Regions from separate parts of the Homo sapiens genome. Here region 2 is linked to region 1. Evidence: read pairs that join two places in POLR2A ChIA-PET (ENCODE). Cell type or tissue: GM12878. All regions are shown on one strand. Each heading gives the region's core, and the rest is flanking DNA. Links, peaks and the distances in the headings are about the cores only. Region 1 overlaps NUMB (NUMB endocytic adaptor protein). Region 2 overlaps NUMB (NUMB endocytic adaptor protein).

The links. Peaks named below come from ENCODE experiments on the same cell type or tissue, not always from the same donor. Only the 100,000 strongest peaks of a DNase experiment are listed, where the experiment ranks them.
Region 2: POLR2A ChIA-PET joins it to region 1 with 5 read pairs; 4 of 35 experiments call an interaction of 5 or more read pairs at or near these places.

What each region holds. Positions count from the first base shown.
Region 1 is chr14:73,433,594-73,436,509 of GRCh38, forward strand. All of the region lies in intron 1 of NUMB (NUMB endocytic adaptor protein), which reads right to left. Among named protein-coding and RNA genes, the nearest start is that of NUMB, 23 kb to the right of the region's middle. In GM12878, for the core only: no CTCF peak of the experiment used is centred there; no DNase peak of the experiment used is centred there.
Region 2 is chr14:73,301,680-73,304,595 of GRCh38, forward strand. All of the region lies in intron 6 of NUMB (NUMB endocytic adaptor protein), which reads right to left. Among named protein-coding and RNA genes, the nearest start is that of PAPLN-AS1, 57 kb to the left of the region's middle. In GM12878, for the core only: no CTCF peak of the experiment used is centred there; no DNase peak of the experiment used is centred there; H3K4me3 peaks cover 492 bases; H3K27ac peaks cover 320 bases.

The sequences.
Region 1 (2,916 bases), core at 187-2,686:
GTAGTTGCTCGTATTCTAAGACTCAATTAAAGTACAGAGAGAAGTGACTTATCTTCTCTAGAAAAGCAATTTAAGGTTACTAAGTTTGTCCACGGTCTGTTAATTCAGATAAAAATCTCCTTTGATAAATCACCCCTGAAATATATGACAGGAGTATAGGTAGTAAAGAGAAAGAAACTGATAGCCTATTTGCAAACTTAGAAATCCCGATTTAGGCCAGGCGCGGTGGCCCATGCCTGCAATCCCAGCACTTTGGGAGGCCGAGGCCGATGGATCACCTGAGGTCAGAAGTTTGAGACCATCCTAGCCAATCAACATGGTGAAACCCCGTCTCTACTAAAAATACAAAATTAGCCAGGTGTGGTGGTGCACGCCTGTAATCCTAGCTACTCCAGAGGCTGAGGCAGGAGAATCGCTTAGAACCTGGGAGGCGGAGGTCACAGTGAGCCAAGATCGTGCCACTGCACTCCAGCCTGGGTGACATAGGGAGACTCTGTCTCAAAAAAAAAGAAATCCCAATTTAAACTTGGGCCACTACTACTGCACAATGATATGCTCAACAACAAAGTAAAACTGACTACATTTAATTTAATCCATTTAGCACTGAAAGTTAAGAGTATGAGCTCTGGAGCCAAACTATCTAGGTTTGAATCCCAGTTCTACCACTTACTCTATGATATTGGGCAAATCACTTACCTTCTCTATCTCAGATTCCCTACCAGTAACATAAAGATTATAATAGTAGCTGCCCTCACAGGAGTTATCATGAGGATTAAATTAGTTAGTGCATGTAAAGCACTTAGAACGCTTCTTGGAATGTAGCATTGGCTGCTGCTAGTACTAATATTATCATTATTATCCGATACTTTACTAGGCTATCAGTTCTCACAAGTGGCCCAAATATAGAATAGTTTCCTAACCAGATCACACTATTTTAACATTCTTGAATCAGTGATTCAATCAGTGAATCAAATTCAGAAAGTACCTCTAGGCTGGGTGCAGTGGCTCACACCTGTAATCCCAGCACTCTGGGAGGATGAGGTGGGAGAACTGCTTGAGGTGAGGAGTTCGAGACCAGCCTAGACAACATAGCGAGACTTCATCTTTATTTTTAAATTTTGTAATAGAAAAAAAAAATGAAAAAACCATAGCTCTCTACAAAACACAGCCTGAAGTCTTTCTTTTGAATCATTCAACTTATCAAAGTTCCCACCAATATTAACCAATAGCAAATATTTACTCCAAAAAATCAACATGAATTATCACTATATGAAAGTTCTGAGAAATCTTCTATTTGGAATAATTATTTCATTTTATTTTTAATTATAAATCCATCTCCCATCTCTGCTCTTACAAATGAGAATAAATCTGGATCCATAAGTAGTAATAAAACACACAATCTTTTACTAAGATATTTACTATCAATCTGCAAATTTGCCTTTGTCAAAGATATTCACCAAAAAAAAGTAAGTGTGCAATATATTTAATCATCTGGAAAACACAAGTTACAACTACTCTAAAATGCCACTTTATACTCACTAGAATGACTAAAATCAAAGGGACTAACAACTCAGGTAGTGGCAAGGATGTGGAGCAACTGAACTTATAAACTGCTGATGAAGTATTAAAACGGTATAACCATTCCATGGTTCTCTTTGGAGAACCATTTGGCAATTACTTTTTTTTTTTTTTTTTTTTGAGACAGAGTCTCACTCTGTCACCCAGGCTGGAGTGCAGTGGCGCGATCTCGACTCACTACAAGCTCCACCTCCCAGGTTCACGCCATTCTCCTGCCTCAGCCTCCTGAGTAGCTGGGACTACAGGCGCCCGCCACCACGCCCAGCTAATTTTTTTGTATTTTGAGTACAGACGGGGTTTAACCGTGTTCGCCAGGATGGTCTCGATCTCCTGACCTCGTGATCTGCCCGCCTCAGCCTCCCAATGTGCTGGGATTACAGGCATGAGCCACTGCACCCAGCCGGCAATTTCTTATAAAGTTAAACACACATGTGCCCTGTGACACAACAATTCTGCTAGGCATTCACCCAAGAGAAATGAAATGTTCACAACAATACTTGCAAAGCAGTGTTTATAGCAGCCTTCTCATTATAATAACCAAAAACTAAAAATGATCTGGGCTCAGTGGCTCACGCCTGTAATCCCAGCACTTTGGGAGGCTGAGGTGGGCAGATCACTTGAGGTCAGGAGTTCGAGACTAGCCTGACCAACATGGTGAAACCCCATCTCTACTAAAAACACAAAAATTAGCAGGGCATGGTAGTGCACGCCTATAATCCAACTACTTGGGAGGCTGATGTGAGAGAATTGCTTGAATTGAAAAGGTGGAGGTTGCAGTGAGCCAAGATCGCACCACTGCACTCTAGCCTGAGCAATAGAGCAAGACTCTGTTTCAAAAAAAAAAAAAAGAAAATGACACAAATATCAATAGAAGAATGGAAAAACAAAGTGTAGTATATTCATAAAATGACATATTGTGTCACTTAGAAATTATCTGTTGTCTACAATAATGATGTAGAATTTACTATACAATGAGGATGCCTATTTTTAGCCTTATTTTTAGTTTCTTCAAATTCTGTCTCATTTTAAAGTACATTTTAAACAGTCTCTAGTTGAAGATCATTTTGATTCTGAAAATAACCTTACTTTTTGTTTAGTAACTCACTTGGGTTTTCTTATCACAATAGAAACTTTTGAAGGATTTTTGTTTTGTTTTGTTTTTGTTGACGGAGTCCCACTCTGTCGCCCAGGATGGACCACAGTAGCGTGATCTCGGCTCACTGCAACCTCTGCCCCCTGGGTTCAAGGGATTCTCCTGCCTCAGCCTCCTGAGTTTTAGCTGGGATTACAGGTGCATGCCACCATGTCTGGCTAATTTTTGTATTTTTAGTAAAGACA
Region 2 (2,916 bases), core at 132-2,631, 130 kb before region 1:
CACTGCAGCCTTGAACTCCTAGGCTCAAGCGATCCTCCTGCTTTGGCTTCCCAAAGTGCTGGGATTACAGGTGTAAATCACCACACACATCCCAATTATATGGTTATAAAAACATGTGTGGCCGGGTGTGGTGGCTCATGTCTGTAATCCCAATACTTTGGGAGGCCAAGGCAGGTGGATCGCTTGAGGCCAGGAGTTCGAAACCAGCCTGGCCAACATGCTGAAACCCCATATCTACTAAAAAATACAAAAAATTAGCCAGGTGTGGGGGCACGTGCCTGTAATTCCAGCTACTCAGGAGGCTGAGGCAGGAGAATTGCTTGAACCTGGGAGGCAGAGGTTGCAGTGAGCTGAGATCACGCCACTGCACTCCTGCCTGGGTGACACAGCGAGACTCCATCTCAAAAATAAAAAAAAATAAAAAAAATTGTGCTTTTTGAGATAGGCCTTAATAATTTTATAGTATTGTACTAATGTATCAGTAAGGAATCATATTTGTCATATTTCATGGCCTCTGATCTCTCTGAAGAGGGGAAGAAAACAGATAATACGAATTCTTGTATTTGTTCATACTTCTGGGTGTGGGTTCTTGTACATCATTATAGTTTGCCACATTATAGTTATTTAAGTCAGGTACTGAAATATTAATGATTAGAGATGCCTATAGCTGAAATTAAGCCCAGCCTTCCTCTCACAAATTCTATAGTTGCAATACTTCCACATTTCTTTTTTTTTTTTTTTTTTTTGAGACGAGTCTTACTCTGTCGCCCAGGCTGGAGTGCAGTGGAGCAATTTAGTCTCACTGCAACCTCTGTCTCCTGGGCTCAAGTGATTCTCATGCCTCAGCTTCCCGAGTAGCTGGGATTATGGGTGCATGGCCCCACACCCAGCTAATTTTTTTGTATTTTTTTTGGTAGAGATGAGGTTTCGCCATGTTGGCCAGGCTGGTCTCGAACTCCTGACCTCAGGTGATCCGCCCACTTTAGCCTCTCAAAGTGCTGGGATTACAGGCATGAGCCACTGCGCCTGGCCAATACTTCCATATTATTTGTAAACTTGAGTCTTTCATTCTGACCATATAAACTAAGATTTCTGAGCACTTTTAAGAAAAGAAGATAAACATGGCTGAGAGAAGACTGTCTGCCCTAAAACTGTCTACTTGAAACCAGTACCCTAGGCCATCAGGCCGCAGTTAACTAATCAAAGGACTGAAAAAAAACTACATTAAATATCAAATGTAGAATTTACATACAGGCCGGGCACAGTGGCTCAAGCCTATAATCCCAGCACTTTGGGAGGAAGCCGAGGAGGGTGGATCACCTGACGTCAGGAGTTCGAGACCAACCTCACGAACATGGCGAAACCCCATCTCTACTAAAAATATAAAAATTAGCCGGGTGTGGTAGCAGGTGCCTGTAATCCCAGCTACTTGGGAGGGTGAGACAGGAGACTCCCTTGAACCCGGGAGGTGGAGGTTGCAGTGAGCTGAGATCGCACCATTGCACTCCAGCCTGGGCAACAGAGTGAGACTCCATCTCAAAAAAGAAAGAAACAAAGAAAAAAAAGAATTTACATACATCTTAGTGGCACAAACACCTCTTTAAAAAGACAACATGCTGGCCAGGCATGGTGGCTCATGCCTGTAATCCCAGCACTTTGGGAGGCCAGGGCCAGTGGATCACCTGAGGTCAGGAGTTTGAGACCATCCTGGCCAACATGGTGAAACCCCGTCTCTACTAAAAACACAAAAATCAGCCGGGCGTGGTGACATGCGCCTGTAGTCCCAGCTGCTCTGGAGGCTGTGGCAGGAGAATTGCTTGGACCCAGGAGGCAGAGGTTGCAGTGAGCCAAGCAAGATCACACTACTGCACTCCAGTCTGGGTGACAGAGCGAGACTCCATCTCAAAAACAAAACAAAACAAAACAAAAAAAAAACATGCTTCAGGAACTAATAAAAATGTGGAAGTGGCAACACAGATGTTCAGACATTCAGAATTATTTTATCATCGCTGCTCTAACACTTTCTACTTTAATAATAATTTCAGTTATAGGTAGAATTCACACTGACAAATGTATCATGAAAAAGTTTCACAATAAAGACAAAAATCCTTTTTTTTTCAAAGAAAACCGATCTAACATGGACAGAACTTTAGTAACTTGGAATTTAAATTGGTGAAATCTGAGCAGAAGGATCAAGCTAACCAAAAGTGAAAAATGAAAGTATAACTTTCTCAAGTAATTACTCTACACTATAAATATCCAGCTTAGTATTTTAAAATTATTATCTTCCTTAAAACCTTTTATTATGGGTAGATATAAACCAATATAGCAACTAAGCAGGTTCTGACACTGAAGAAAATAGCAACATACAGTGGATCTATTACAAATTACTAAATCAGGAAACTTGTACCAGAAGAGAAATGCACAGGTAATCTTAACACGAAAAAAATTGGTGAAGGAACATAAAATGGAAAATGGCACAGAAATAGTAACAAGCTCAGCACACTGTAAGATGACTTTCTCCTAAATATAAAAGCTACGTACAGTAAAAGGCAACTGAAATAACCAATTGCTATCTACCTATCTCCAGGCTTTGTTTCTTTAAGTAGAAACCACTGTTTCTTTCTTTCTTTCTTTCTTTTTTCATTAGAGACAGGGTCTTATTCTGACACCCAGGCTGGAGCACAGTGGTGTGATCACAGCTCACTGCAGCCTCAAACTCCTGGGCTCAAGTCATCTACCCACCTCAGCCTCCTGAGTAGCTGGGAGACCACAAGTAAGTACCACCACACCTGGCTACTTTTTTATTTTTATAGAGATGGTCTTGCTATGTTGCCCAGGCTGGTCTCAAGTTCTGGCTTCAAGTGATCCTCCCACCTCAGCCTCCCAAAGTATTAGGATTACAGATGTGAGCCA